Linked DNA regions of Homo sapiens: all the other regions are linked to region 1. Evidence: read pairs that join two places in POLR2A ChIA-PET (ENCODE). Cell type or tissue: PC-9. All regions are shown on one strand. Links, peaks and the distances in the headings refer to the core of each region. The heading gives the core; the rest is flanking DNA.

Region 1 (7,904 bases), core at 2,204-6,203:
CCACATATAGGAAGACCATGACCTTCACATTTACAAAGTGGTGCTCTTTGCATATGAATATGTACACTTGCCCCTCCACATCAACAAAGCAGCTGACCTAATTCAACCAACTGCAGATCAAAAATATTAAGAAAAAGGCCAGGCGCGGTGGCTCATGCCTGTAACTCCAGCACTTTGGGAGGCCGAGGCAAGTGGATCACTTGAGGTCAGGAGTTCAAGACCAGCCTGGCCAACATGGTGAAAACCCGTCTCCACTAAAAATACAAAAATTAGCTGGGAGTGGTGGCATGCACCTGTAATCCTAGCTACTGGAAAAGCTGAGGCACAAGAATCACTTGAACCCAGGAGGCAGAGGTTACAGTGGGCCGAGATCATGCCACTCCAGCCTGGGCAACAGAGCAAGACTGTTTAAAAAAAAAAAAATCAAAATAACAATATATCAGTAAAAAAAATGCAAATGCAAATATAGTATAACAACTATTTACATAGCATTCAGATTGTATTAGGTATTATCTTTTTCCTTTCTTTCTTTTTTTAAATTTTTTTATTTTTGAGACAGGGTCTCTCTCAATTACCCAGTCTGGAGTACAGTGATACAATCATGGCTCATGGCAGCCTCGAACTCCTGGGCTCAAGGGATCCTCTAACCTCAGCCTCCTGAGAAGCTAGGACTACAGGTGCAAGCCAACACACACAGCTAATTTTTAAATGTTTTTGTAGACACAGGATCTGGTTTTGTTGCCCAGGTTGGTCTTGAACTCCTTGTCTGAAGTGATCCTCCTGCCTCAGCCTCCCAAAGTGCTGGGATTACAGGCATGAGCCATGGTGCCTGGCCTGTATTAGGAATTATAAGTAATTTACAGACAATTTAAAGCATGCAGGAGGATGTAGATAGGTTATATGCAAATACTACACCATTTTATATTAGGGATTTAAGCATCAGGGATTTTGGTATCCATGGGGGTCCTGGAACCAGTCCCCCCATGGATACTGTATTAGTCAGGGTCCTCTAGAGGGACAGAACTAATAGGATATATATATACGGGAATTTATTAAGTATTAACTCACATGATCACAATATCCCACAATAGGCCATCTGCACGCTGAGGAGAAAGGAGAGCCAGTCCGAGTCCCCAAACTGAAGAACATGGAGTCCGATGTTCGAGGGCAGGAAGCATCCAGCACGGGAGAAAGATGTAGACTGGGAGGCTAGGCCAGTCTCGTTTTTTCACATTTTTCGCCTGCTTTATATTCTAGCCACGCTGGCAACTGATTAGATGGTGCCCACCCAGATTAAAGGTGGGTCTGCCTTTCCCAGCTCGCTAACACAAATCTTTGGCAACACCCTCACAGACACACCCAGGATCAATACTTTGCATCCTTCATTCCAATCAAGTTGACACTCAGTATTAACCACCACGGATACTGAGGGAACCACTGTGTTCTCATATAGCAACTTAAAATAGCCCACATTAGCTCAGTGGCTTTAGTGTTTCCCTTATGCAAGCAAGATGATGTGGCTACTCTGAAAATAGTTATCAAAGTAACTAGAAAGTTAATTAATGAGATAAATAAAAACAGAACTCTAGATGTTGCTTGGTGGCTAAATCGTGCTCAGCATGCAAATTAGGCCATTTGAAAGGGGCATCCATTTATTCAGGCCACTAGGGCACCATTTAAGAAATTATTATTCCGGTAAATGAGGGTCAATGGGACCCTAGTGACCGAAAAATTTGAGGTTATTTCCAAAAGCACTAATTTGTACCCAGGGAGTACAAAGAAGAATCTGGGAGGAATAAATAGCTGGATAAATAATGCAAAAGCAGAGAGTCTGGGCCAAGGTGGAACCCTATTTGAAAGATCAGGTACTGATGGTAAGTTTTAAAGTGTCTTTTACAGAAAGATGATAATAGCAAATTGATTGACACAGTGCTTTGACATTTGGGTGTCAGTATTTAGGGCAGGTACCGTATGAATTCACAGATAAATTCACAGCTCAAGCTAAGTTTGAGTTTGGGACTGAAACCAAAAAATGGCAATGTGAGCTTTGGGCAAGAGGAGCAGGCTCCTATTCTCACACAGTTCCTGGTATCGATGCTTTCTGCAACCTGCCCTCCTCACTGCTTATCTAAAGCAGATCCACTGTGGCACATATATTGTTAGTGCAAGGGTTTTTTTTTTCCCTATGTCCACATGGGTGATTTTTGTGCACAGAAAGTTATTTTTATTTAAAAATTAACATTCAAATTGTTCAAAATCTAATTATTTCTTTAGCTTTCAAGAAGTCACAGTTGTTTTTTTGTTTTCTGTTTTTAGATGGGGGTCTCACTCTGCTGCCCAGGCTGGAGTGCAGTGGCATGATCATAGATTACTGCAGTCTTGACTTCAGGGACCCAAGTGATTCTCCCACCTCAGCCTCCCAAGTAGCTGGGACCACAGGCGTGCACCACCACGCCCAACTAATTACTTATTTTTTTTCATTTTTTTTGTAAATATGGAGTTTTCCTATGTTGCCTAGGCTGGTCTTGGACCCCTGGGCTCAAGCAGTCCTCCCACCTTGGCTCCCAAAGTGCTAGGATTATAGGCATGAGCCACTGCATTCAGTCAGAAGTCACGGTTTTAAAAACATGTAATACTCCTTATAAATCTAGACAATTTCAACACTTACTTTAAAGAACAAAGGTTAATTTAATTGAGTAAATTTCCTTAAATATTTCCAACTATATTTATACATTTAACATATTTGATTTTCCTTTCAAGTACTGCTTAAACAAAACTTTCCCATTTTCTTAGGTAAGTTAATATCTAATAAATTAAACCAATAATATTTCAACTTAAAATCATGAGCTAAATCAATTGCTCAATTACACACTTAAGAATTACAAAGCTAAAGTATTACTCTAATCGGCCAAATTCTCTTAAATGTTTCCATATCAAACATGTACAGTTTCTTTAACCCCAAAATATTCAAGTATAGGTGAAATTTCTGGTAAACATTCCTATACTTAATCCTCTCTGAGGTTGAAAGATGCTTACTCACCAAGGAAAAGATTATGTCATTCCACATTCTTGCAGAACAACCAGAGGTTTTAGCTAGGACATTAGGCCTGGACTGCAGACCTCCAGGATGGCTTTCCTCACAAGCCTGACCTAGGTTGAAGTCCCTTTTGTAATTTCTATAGTTTTTCATGCCATACCTTAAAAGGGGCATGGTCACTTACAGGGCTGACTTACTCAGAATTAGGCAGAAGGGCATAGTGTCTAGAGCCTACAATACTTACAGATGCCCACAAATGTGTTCTAATTTTTATTTCTTTTTAAATCAGGACAAAAATTAATAAAATAATAATGCACATATAACATTGAATCCATTTGGATTATGTTTATCTGTATACCAATGCAGTGCTAAAATATAATTTCTAATTCATTTTCCCACAAAGGCAAAAGTGCCCAGAGCCCATGAGAGTCATAATGTGGCCCTGGTCACTTAGCCCACATCCCTGAGTGTGAATCCTATCATGACCTAATTATTATTATTTTTTTTTTTTTTTTTTTTTTGAGACAGAGTCTAGCTCTGTCACCCAGCCTGGAGTGTAGTGGTGCAATCTCGGCTCACTGCAAGCTCCACCTCCCAGGTTCACGCCATTCTTCTGCCTCAGCCTCCCAAGTAGCTGGGATTACAGGCACCCGCCACCATGCCCAGCTATTTTTTTGTATTTTTAGTAGAGATGGGGTTTCACCATGTTAGCTAGGATGGTCTCGACCTCCTGACCTCGCGATCCACCCGCCTCAGCCTCCCAAAGTGCTGGGATTTCGTAAAGCAACTTACAGAACTCTGACACCCCACTTAGACTGGCCCATTGTGCCAATGCACTTTGCATTTCTTTGGCTCTGTAGATATTTATGTATCTGAATTCACAGAATTCTGAATTCTTTTTAAATTTTTGCTATCTTGAAGGGTATACAACCCTTATATATGTTAAAATGTTATCCAATTAGCAAAAAATTCAACAGTCATTTCATAAAGGAACCTATTCAAATGGCAAATAAGCACATAAAGAACATTATTAGTCATCATAGAAATGAAAAAGAAAACCACGATGAGGTGGATTATACACCCACCAGAATGGCTAAAATTTTAAAAACTGGCAACATGAAGTGTTGGTCTAATGGAACCACGAGAGCTCTCATACATTGTTCATGGGAGTGTAAAATGATACAACCACTTTGGAAAAACTTTTGGCAGTTTCATACCAATCCTATGACTCAGAAGTTCCACTCCTAGTTATTTACCCTTGAGAAATGAAAACATAGCTCTACAAAAAGAGTGAGATAAGAATGTTCTTAGCAGCTTTATTCATAATACCAAAACTTGTCAACAACCTCACATGCCCATCAATAGGAAAATAGATAAACAAGCTATGATATATTCACGCAATGGAAACTACTTAGAAAAAAATGAATAAACTCAGATACATTCAATAGCCTGAACTAATTTCAAAAAACACTGTGCTGAGTAAAAAGAACTTAACACAAAGAGTGTGTAACCTGTAATTCTTCTTCCTCTTCAAGTTCTAGAGCAAGCTAAACTAATTTATGATGGACAAAGTCAGAACAGTGCTTGCCTCTGGGTATGGGGGCGGGGATTTACTGGGAAAGGGCTTAAAGGGACTTTCTGGAGTGATAGACATTTGGATTTATGAATTTGTCAAAACTCATCCAATGTTACACTCAAGATTTGTATATTTTATTGTAGGTAAATTTTACCTAAAAGCAAAAAGAACCATAAACAAATGTCGAACTCTAGTTCATAATACGAATGTTGAAGTCTTTATTTTTTTTCTTTGCTTAGAGATAGGGTCTCACTCTATCACCCAGGCTGGAGTGCAGTGGTGCAATCATAGCTCACTCTAACCTTGAACTCCTAGGCTCAAGCAATCCTCCCACCTCAACCTCCCAAAGCGCTGAGATTATGATTACGGTCAGATGGAGCAAGAACCCTCTCTTAGTAGCCTGTGAGCCTCCAAACATGGAAATAAAGGAAAATTCTGAGTTCCTTCAAATGAAATTCCAGGCACTTAGCTAGCCCTGAGAAGTAAATAAGCAACCTGACAAGCAGAAGGTAACAGTAGCCTAAAACAATAGACGAGGAAGTTAGAGTCAGATGCTTGGTTCCTCTAGAGAAACTAAAGATAACAACTTTCTTTTTTGTTTCTTCTTTTTTTTTTTTTTTTTTTTTTTTTTTTTTTGAGACAGGGTCTCACGCTGTTGCCCAGGCTGGAGTGCAGTGGCACGATCTCAGCTCACTGCAATCTCCGCTTCCCAGGTTCAAGCGATTCTCCTGCCTCAGCCTCCCAAGTAGCTGGGATTACACGTGTGCACCACCAGGCCTGACTAGTTTTTGCATTTTTAGTAGAGATGGGGTTTTGCCATGTTGCCCAGGCTGGTCTTGAACTCCTGAGCTCAGGCAATCCACCTGCCTCCGCCTCCCAAAGTGCTGGGCCTGGCCCTAAATATAACATCTTAATATATATCCCTGAGTTGTTTTTCAGAAACCTGGATCTCCACCAAATGGATCCACTGACACATCGACCTCAGATAAGCAGGAACTGAAGACTGAACTCTGAGCACCGTTCTTTGTTCTAAATTTCTTCCTGAGGGGTCTGGAGGGAGTTGCACCCATAAGCCAGAGCTAACATTCTTTTCTGCTGATCCCAAATTTTTAAATAAAGCTTCCCTTCTGGCCAGGCACGGTGGCTCACTCCTGTAATTCCAGCACTTTGGGAGGCCGAGGAGGGCGGATTGCCTGAGCTCAGGAGTTAGAGACCAGCCTGGTCAACATGGCAAAACCCCATCTCTACCAAAAAATACAAAAATTAGCCGGGTGTGGTGGCGCACACCTGTAATCTCAGCTACTCAGGAGGCTGAGGCAGGATAATTGCTTCAACCCAGGAGGTGGAGGCTGCAGTGAGCCCAGATCGTGCCACTGCACTCCAGCCTGGGCGATACAGTGAGACTCCGTCCACCACTCCCACCCCGCCCCCCGAAAAACTTCCCTTCCTTAACCAATTGCAAATCAGAAAATCTTTGAATCTACCTCTGACCTCTAAGCCCCATCCACCCTTCAAGATATCCCACCCTTTTAAGGCAAAACCAGTGTGTTACCTTCACGTATTGAGTTACAATTTTGCCTATAACTTCTGCTTTCCTGAAATTTACCCCTGCCTTGAAAAACCCTTACTTTCAAGCCATCCAGGAGGTCAGGATTTAAGCATTAGCTGCCTGATCCTCCCTGAAAATAAATGTCTTCCTTACTTTTTTAAAATTTATTTTTTTAATATAGAGATAGAGGTCTTGCTATGTTGTCCAGGGTGGTCTCAAATGCCTGGCCTCAAGCGATCCTCCCACCTCAGCCTCCCAAAGTGCTAGGATTACAGGCATGAGCTACCACACCTGGCCCACATCTTCCTTTCTACTGCTGTAAAACCTCAGTGTGGATATCTGGTTTCACTGCTCCAGGCAAGTGAACCCCACTTTGGTTCCTTTTTTTCACCCTTTTTTGAGATAGGGTCCCATTCTGTCACCCAATCTGGAGTGCAGTGGCTCACTGCAGCCTCAACCCCCTGGGCTCAAGTGATCCTCCCACCTCAGCCTCACAAGTAGCTGGGACTACAATCACATGCCATCACGACCAGCTATTTTTTTTTTTTTCGGTAGAGACAGGGTCTTGCTATGTTGCCCAAGCTTGTCTCAAACTCCTGGGCTCAAATGATCCTGCTGCCTCGGCCTCCCAAAGGGTTGTGGTTACAGGTGTGAGCCACCACACCTGCCCCAAGTTCAGTTCTGTAACAACAGGCGTGAGCCACTGCACCTGGCCTGAATGTTGCGGTCTTTGAGGGTAAAGTATACTAAGGTCTACAGCTTATAGATATTCAAATATTTCAAAAAATAAGATAGTCAACAAATAATTTAAATAGATATTTCCCCCAAAGAAGAATGACCAATAAGCATATGAAAAGATCAGCATCATTTTTCACTAGGGAAATGTACATCAAAACCACAATAAGATATCAACTTGGTAAAAGAGTTCAGAACATAATGCACCAAAATATACCACTTTTGCATATTGATTATTTTGAACTAAAAGCACTTGAGTAACAGCAGATGTAGGAATTCTCTGATCTCCCCCCGCTTTTTTTTTTCACCAAATAGCAGATGATAAAGCTTCCTGTGAGAAAGTTGTCCTCCTTGTAGCAGGAAGAAAAGAACATTCTTATCAACAGAAACTAAGAGTTACCCTGAAAAGGATCTGTACAATTCTGAACATACTAAAATAGCTTTTATCTTCCACTAATTTACTCATATTTCCTAATCTCTATACCACAATTTACTGCTCTAGCCCGAGCCCCTTTGTCTTGTTACATCTCCACTAATTTAGTATTCTTTGTGGACAAAGGCATATAAGCTTTAGGGCCCAGTGGCTTCTTTGGGTCTTCATTACCCTTGTGAAGACTCCTATGTACATGTAAACATATTGAATGAACTTATATGCTTTTCTCCTATCGATCCATCTTATGTCAGTTTAAGTATTAGGCCCAGTCACAGAACCTAAGTAGGTAGAAGAAAATTTTTCCTTCCCTACGATGGATATAATTTAAAAAGACACACGATAATAAGTGTTGGTGAGGACGTGGAGAAAATAGAACCCTCATATATTGCTGATGGGATTATAACATGGTATAGTCACTGTAGAAAACAGGTTGATATTTCTTCAAAATGTTAAACGTAGAGTTATATGACTTGGCAATTCCACTCCTAGGTATATATCCAAAAGAATTGAAAATCTTGTACATGAATGTTCATAGGAGTATTACACATAATAGCCAAAGAGCAGAAGCAGCACA
Region 2 (4,000 bases), core at 1-4,000, 88 kb before region 1:
GTCAAGTTTTGGTATAGAACTCGGTTTCTTTGTTGAAGAATATGCTGGAAGCAAAGGAAGATTTCCTCCAACTAAAAGAAGGGAAAAGAAATCACTCTATATTGCCACTATTGAAAAAGGACATAGCTTGGTGAACTCCTTGATTGAAACTGGAAGAATTGACAGTCTGGGTCTGGTTGTTGTAGACGAGGTTGGTTAATACTTTTGTAATTTGTCAATATTTTTATTATACTAAATATTTATTATTCTGGTTATTGTGTGGATCTACTTAGTACCTTAGTACCTCTATAAAAATAAATTTATTTGAAAATATAGACAATATAGGTGAAGACATTCTATGCTTGATAATCTTAAATTTGGTTTTGTGTCAAGTGTTTCTTGAAGTGTGAACACGTATGTGTGTAGTATACAATTTTATTGGCTGGGCGTGGTGGCTCATGCCTGTAATCCTAGCACTTTGGGAGGCCGAGGCAGGTGAATCACTTGATGTTAGGAGTTCAAGACCAGCCTGGCCAACAGGTGAAACCCTGTCTCTACTAAAAATACAAAAATTAGCCGGGCGTGGTGGTGGGCGCCTGTAATCCCAGCCACTCGGGAGGCTGAGGCAGGAGAATCGCTGTAACCCAGGAGGTGGAGGTTGCAGTGAGCTAGGATCACGCCATTGCACTCCAGCCTGGGGGTCAAGAGCCAAACTCCGTTTAAAAAAAAAATTTTTTTAGTAGTACTTATGAATCCCAGATTTATAAGGATTTTGTACCAAAAGCTCATTAACCTAAATACCAGTGAAATAATATACATGTATTATAGTTGTTATATTCAAAATACTTAAAAGTTATAAGCAACTCTTTACAAACAAATTTCATATGAATATATGCATGTTTTATATGAGCACTATATGAAGATTTACTTCTCTGTCCTTTTTAAAAAAAATCTCGAAGTTGCACATGATTGGTGAAGGAAGCCGTGGAGCTACACTGGAAATGACCCTAGCAAAAATCCTCTACACTAGCAGTAAGTATTTTTTCAAATGAGGTCATGAATTGATTTATAATCAAGAGACTTATAAAATACTTAATTCTATCACTAGCTACAGTATGTAACCTAAAGCAAGATACTTAAGCTTTTTGCCTTTGTTTTAAAATTTCTAATGAATAGAATTTTGAAGGTAAATGAAATTGGTATTTGAAGAAGTCCTCTATTATTATCCGCCACTTACTAGCTATGTGTGCCCAGGCACATCCCTCAACCTCTATGTTTCTTTATCTGTAAAACAAGGATAATAATGGTACCAGCCTGATGGGATTGTTGTAAGGATAGTGTGAGTTAACACATGTATTGCATTCAGCAGTGCTTAGCACACTGCATTCAGTAAGGGTTTGCTGCTGCTACTGTGGCCATCATCATCATCACCATAATAATACATATAACATAAATATTATAATAATAATATTGTAAAGCGATACATTTAAATAGGTCAGTTTAAGGAGCTATTTTGCAGCATCAGGTAGTCTTTAAAGTTTATGAAAAATTTATTCTAAATGTCATAACCTACTATTGATATGCTATTGCAATATTTACCTTATATATGGAAAAATTAACTATAAAGGTCAAATCTTAAAAAGTATTTAAAAAATTTCAACAGCAATAATATTTAAGCAGGTTATAGCATTTTATAATTGTTCATTCAAAAAAATATTGATCACCTACTGTGTGCTAGGCACTATTTTAAGTGCTAGGGATACAGCAGTGAATAAAATAGTCCCTGCTTTCATCAAGCCTGTATTTTAGGGCATCCCTATTTGAATATTCTCTGAACAGCTAAGCCTAACTAAGGCTTAGTCTGAGCCAAACTCATTTCCTTCAAAGCCGTTCTTCAGCCTGAATTCTCAGCCACCACTCTCCAGCCAGCCAAGCCAGGGTCCTACATATTCTATCAGCAACCAAATCCTATCTGGTTTACCTCATAAATATATTGTTACTTCTGTCTCTCCTATCCCTCATTACCACTAAGTCTTTAGTTCAGTACCTCATCCTTTCTACCTGGATTGCCACAGAAATCACCAAGTTCTTCTGTGTACCCACTGCCCTTCATCCACCAAATCCATCTTTCTTTAGCGCAAGAAGAATGATCTTTCCCAAATGCAAATCCAATTAGTTTATTTTACTGTTTACCATTCTTTAATAGCTCCCCTTTGCTTTCTGCATAAATCCCTAATTTCTTAGCACAGCCTTTCTTGATTTGACCCCATGCCCACCTCTTCAGCTTTGTAGTCTATCCTTATGGAATGAGAAGGATACTCCCACTTATTCCTCTTTCAGTGAGTTTCTTGAATGATCATTTCAAGACATAGGAGCAATGAAGAAACATTTGCAAAGAAGGCCTATTTGGGTTTTCATTCAATAGTTAAGTCTATAGAAAGCAGCCATTTTGTATTGCCCAGGATGTCATATGGCTTCATAAGCTTCACTCCACCTTTATTTAAAACAACATCAACAAAAACTATAGTCCCAACTACTCGGGAGGTTGGGGCAAGGAGAACTGCTTGAACCCAGGAGGTGGAGGTTGCAGTGAGCCGAGATCATGCCACTGCACTCCAGCCTGGGCAACAGAGCAAGACTCTGTCTCAAAAAAATAAATAAATAAATAAAATTAAAAGTTAGCTTGATAGCAAGATCTCATAGAGGACTTTTCATGGGCCAAGAGTTCGAGACGCATTTAGCCCTCTATCCTACTACCTCTACATCTGTCTATAGCCATACCTGTGGAACATATCATAGCTCTTCGTAAAGGGGATCCAGATAGACAGTTATAAGCAGATTTATACTCATTTATTATTGTTTAGAAGCCTTAATATCCTAGTTCTTGCCAAGTTTGAAACTCTGTAAACTTCTAAGTAGTAACTTTCAGGATACCTGAAAAATTTCATTCTTCAAATGCCAGATTAATACTCTGGTAATATATTTGTAGTTTTCTTTTTTTAAGAGGTCAGGTCTCACTGTTGCCCAAGCTGCAGTGCAGTGACACAATCATGGCTCACTGCAGCCTTGACTTCCTGGGCTCAAGCGATCCTCCCACCTCAGCCTCCTAAGTAGCTGGGACTACAGGCGTGCACTACCATGCCCAGGTAATTTTTAATTTTTTTGTAGAGATGAGGTCTTACTATGTTGCCCAGGCTAGTGTTGAAGTCCTGCCCTCAAGCGATCTTCCCACCTCAGCCTCCGAAAGTGTTGAGATTACAGATGTGAGCCAGGCACCCAGCTATTTGTATTTTTCTTACTTACCTCTCCCACCCCTTTCCCAAATCACTCAGGAAGAATTCAGAGCACAAAAGACTTGCTAAAATTACTTTATGATATATTAAATAACATATTTTCCTTAACACTTTGGCTTTTGTTTGTTTGTGTTTTAGAAACGACTCAAATTATTGGTATGAGTGCAACATTAAACAATGTTGAAGACCTACAAAAGTTTCTTCAAGCAGAATATTATACCAGTCAATTTAGACCAGTATGTACCTAAGGTTTGCACTGTATTGATTTGTTTCGTATTCATCTAACTTAGAAATGAAAGTAGTAAACATAGGATTTAAAGAATTCTGTAGAGTAGTGAAGGGGCATATTTTACTCACCATGACTATATGCTAATAAGAGGTTGTGTATAGAGAATTTAAGAGTTTGTGTATAGGTCAGGGATCTTGGGTTGGGTCACTAATGTATCTATAGCCTGGCCCACAGGCTGTCAATGAACGTTCATTGAATGAGTTTTCCCAAACCCCCATTTTATTTTTTCACTTCTTATTCTGTAAACTAAATTTTTTTATTTGGCAAAATTTTAGTGAGACATGTTTTGAGTTATTGGCACATTAAAAAATATATCTTAAAATTTAAAATATTTTTAAATATTTATATGTTAGTAGTTATAATACTTTTTTAATAAGTTAAGGCTTCACATGGATTTACATATAAACTCCTCAACAGCAGCATTCCCAAAATGCTTGAA
Region 3 (4,000 bases), core at 1-4,000, 78 kb before region 1:
TGGAACTGCAGGTGCATGCACCACCATGCCCGGCTAATTTTTGTTATTTTTTGTAGAGGTGGTCTTGCTTCACTGCCCAAGCTGATCTTGAACTCTTGGGCTCAAGCAATCCTTCTGCCTCTACCTCCCAAAGTGCTGAGATTACAGGCATGAGCCATCGCATTTCGCCTTTCCTTAGTTTTGATAAGATTTTCACAGGGTTCTGTAATCCACAAAAAGATTGAGAGACTGCCTAATAGTTAATGAAGTCAGAATCAAAATTCTAAGAACATTTAATGTACTTAACTCAATGGAAATAGTACATTAAAGAATGTTTACATTAGCATCTACTAAAATGAAAATGGTAGAAATTTTGTCACTAAAAGATCAAGGGCTCATATTTCTAACAGATCTTTTTCATAGGGAATATCTGAAACATAAGGAGAAAGAAAAATGTGAGGTGATTAAGAACTTGAAGAATATTGGCAATGGCAACCTGTGTCCTGTTTTAAAGCGCACTATCCCATTTGGAGTTGCCTATCACCACAGTGGCTTAACAAGTGATGAAAGGAAACTCTTGGAGGAGGCCTACTCCACAGGAGTGCTCTGTCTTTTTACCTGCACATCTACCCTAGCGGCAGGTGTCAACCTACCAGCTCGAAGGTAAGAGATAAGTAAGTGTTGACCAGGCTCAGAACTTTTCCATTTCTAGCTTGCGAGGAGTTTTGTTGTTTTATGCTTTCTCAGTAGTGGATGAGAATTTATCAAATGTTCTTTTAGCATATGCTGAGTTGATTGGTTGGTTTATTTTCTTTAATATTTTAATGAATATGTAATGAAATATGTAATGAAAAATAACGTTAATAGATTTCTTGATATTAGAATTCCATCCTTTCTGCTCTTTATATCTGGTTTTGATGTTAGGGTCTATTAATCTGGTTTTGTAGAAATAGTTGGCAAGTGTTTTACCTTTTTTATGATATGAAAGAGTTTATTTAACATAGAGATTTCCTTGAAATCTTGGAGAGCTGATCCATAGGCAATTTGTGTCTAATATATGTATTTTAAAGCAGGCCCTTGATTACCTTTCCAGTTATTACCAAAGGTGTAGGCCTGTGTAATTGACTTCTCCCCTTTATAATTTATGATCATGGGGTATTTTGCTAATAAATGATCAATTTTTATAAACTTTCCATGAGTGTTTAAAAAAATATGTATTTTCAGTTGAATATGCAGTTTTGTACATCTCAGCGAGATCACAGAGGTTCATTGTGTTATCGGCTTCTCTATTTTCTTACTATATTTGATTCCTTGGTCTATCAATTTCAGAGAAGTGTGTTAGTCTCCCACTTTAATTATGTAGTTATCAGTTTCTCCTTTTTGCATCTCTAGAAGTTATTACTTTTTATATTTCAAAACTATTTAGATATACAAAGGTTTACTTCAAATATCTTATTGCCGAATTATACCTTTTATCAATACAATAAATACTTGTTTTTCTCATTTAATAATTTTGCTTTGAATACCAGGACTCATTTTTTTTTTTTGCCACGTATGTACCTTTTTCCATTCTTTTATTTTCAATTTCTGTCTCTCATTAAGTTTTCCATTTTTCAGACAATTGAAGAAAAAAATGAAAGTTATATATCCTGTTTCTATTATTCCAGTGGTTACTCTTAAAATTTTAAGTTGTAACCAAACATTTTTTATTACTTTAGAATTAATCAATAACTGTCCTCTCCTGAACATAAAAAGAGGCTTAGCATGTCCTTAGTATATTCTACTCTGCCCCATGAATGTTGCAATTACTTAGAATTTTAGTGCCAGATTTAAACATTTTCTTTCATCTTATGTAGTATTTAAACTTACCTGTAAATCATACTTCTTTTTTGCTTACCACTGCCTCTTATATCCCACATCTTTCTTCTCTGATTTTTTTTTTTTTAATTTTGCCTTCCTTGAGTAATCCTTTTTAGAATACCGCTTTAGGGGGTAAAACATTTTGACTCTTTGCATAGTTGAAGATATCTGTATTTTGGCCTCACACTTTTACACTTCACTAGCAAAAGAATTCTAGATTCAATTTTTTTCCTTTAGGGATTTTGTAAATATTGTTCCATATTTTCTAGAGGCCAATGTTGCTCATTTTTGTCTCTGCATGGATTTTCTGTTTTTCTTTTCCAGAAACTTTTAGACTTTTCTCTTTAACCTCCCAATTTTGTCATGGTGTATAATAATAGTTGTAATTACTACATTCCCCTCCCTTTCATGTAGTAACAACTTTACATGCATTGACTTGATACAGCTTCACAATAACTCTGTGAGGAAGGTCATATTTTATTACACACCTATTATAGAAGGGGAAACTGAGGCACTAAATAATTAAATAATTTTCCCAACTTTAAAAAGTTACATAACTTTTTCCCAACTCATTTTCCAACAAATGAGTTTTAAAGCCAGTGTTTGAACCCAGGAAGTTTGATTTTACAATCCCAACAGTACTACTTTTCATTCATAGGGCTTAGCACTTGGGTGGATGCTTTTAATCTAAGCTTTATGCCTTTCTTCTTTGAGTAATTTTTTTTCTGTTATTTCTTTTTCTTCCCATTATCTCTGTTCCTTGCTTTTATAATTTCACTTAGGCAGGGTTGAGGCCTCTTAGATTCAGCTTTCGTATCTCTTTTCTTACACATTTTTCAGAATGTGGAAGAATGTAAGCACACGTTTGTGCCATGTAATTTTTTTCAACTTTACCTTCCATATCAAAAAATCAGTTTTTTTGTAATCCCAGCACTTTGGGAGGCAAAGGTAGGAGGATTGCTTGAGCCCAGGAGTTTGAGACCAGTCTGGACAACATAGCAAGACCTCATCTCTACTAAAAAATTAAAAACTTAGCTGGGCATGGTGGCATACACTTGTGATCCCAGCTGCTCGAGAGGCTGAGGTGGGAAGATTGCTTGAGCCCAGGACATCGAGGCTGCAGTTAGCTATGATTGTACCACTGCACTCCAGCCTGGGCAACAGTGAGACCCTGTCTCAAAAAAAAAAATGAGTTTTTAACTGATATCCATTAACTACATTAACTGTATCCATTAACTATTTTCATTCATTATTCAGTTCTTCAATTGAATTTTCTTTTTTGTGAGACAGAGTCTTACTCTGTTGCCCAGTGGCCAGGCTGGAGTGCAGTGGTGCGGTCTCGGCTCACTGCAACCTCTGTCTCCTGGGTTCAAGCGATTCTCCTGCCTCAGCCTCCCAAGTAGCTGGGATTACAGGCGCCCACCACCACACCTGGCTAATTTTTATATTTTTAGTAGAGTCGGGGTTTCGCCATGTTGGCCAGGCTGGTCTCAAACTCCTGACCTCAGGTGATCTGCCCACCGTGGCCTCCCGAAGTGCTAGATTGACAGGTGTGAGCCACCACACCTGGCCCTTCAAATTTTTTATGAATTTTTAAATAAAGTTAATTTTTTTTTATTTCTAAGAACTCTCTTTTGTTGTTCTTTCCTTATAATAGTCTACTCCTTTTTTTTTTTTTTTTGAGACAGAGTCTCGCTTTGTCTCCAGGTTGGAGTGCAGTGGCATGATATCTGCTCACTGCAACCTCTGCCTCCCGGGTTCAAGTGATTCTCCTGCCTCAGCCTCCCAAGTAGCTGGGATTACAGGCACACAACACAATGTTTTTTAGTTTTTGTGTTTTTAGTAGAGACGGGGTTTCACCATGTTGGCCAGGGTGGTCTTAATCTATTGACCTCGTGATCCTCCTGCCTTCGCCTTCCAAAGTGCTGGGATTTACAGGCATGAGCTACCACACACGGCCAATAGTCTACTCCTTTTTTTTTTTTTTTTTTTTTTGAGACGGAGTCTCGCTCTGTCACCCAGGCTGGAGTGCAGTGGCGCAATCTCCGCTCACTGCAAGCTCCGCCTCCTGGGTTCACACCAGTCTCCTGCCTCAGCCTCCTGAGTAGCTGGGACTACAGGCGCCTGCCACCACGACCAGCTAATTTTTTTATTTTTAGTA

What was found. Peaks named below come from ENCODE experiments on the same cell type or tissue, not always from the same donor. Only the 100,000 strongest peaks of a DNase experiment are listed, where the experiment ranks them.
Region 2: POLR2A ChIA-PET joins it to region 1 with 5 read pairs; 7 of 35 experiments call an interaction of 5 or more read pairs at or near these places.
Region 3: POLR2A ChIA-PET joins it to region 1 with 6 read pairs; 4 of 35 experiments call an interaction of 5 or more read pairs at or near these places.

What each region holds. Positions count from the first base shown.
Region 1 is chr4:83,353,774-83,361,677 of GRCh38, reverse strand. No RefSeq gene overlaps it. Among named protein-coding and RNA genes, the nearest start is that of HPSE, 23 kb to the right of the region's middle. In PC-9, for the core only: no CTCF peak of the experiment used is centred there; DNase peaks (open chromatin) are centred at 3,057, 4,257 and 4,577; H3K27ac peaks cover 3,007 bases.
Region 2 is chr4:83,443,025-83,447,024 of GRCh38, reverse strand. HELQ (helicase, POLQ like) reads left to right here. Exons shown (of 18, transcript NM_133636.5): 4 at 1-190; 5 at 939-1,011; 6 at 3,411-3,508. Among named protein-coding and RNA genes, the nearest start is that of HELQ, 11 kb to the left of the region's middle. In PC-9, for the core only: no CTCF peak of the experiment used is centred there; no DNase peak of the experiment used is centred there.
Region 3 is chr4:83,433,500-83,437,499 of GRCh38, reverse strand. It overlaps HELQ (helicase, POLQ like), which reads left to right. Exons shown (of 18, transcript NM_133636.5): 9 at 403-642. Among named protein-coding and RNA genes, the nearest start is that of HELQ, 20 kb to the left of the region's middle. In PC-9, for the core only: no CTCF peak of the experiment used is centred there; no DNase peak of the experiment used is centred there.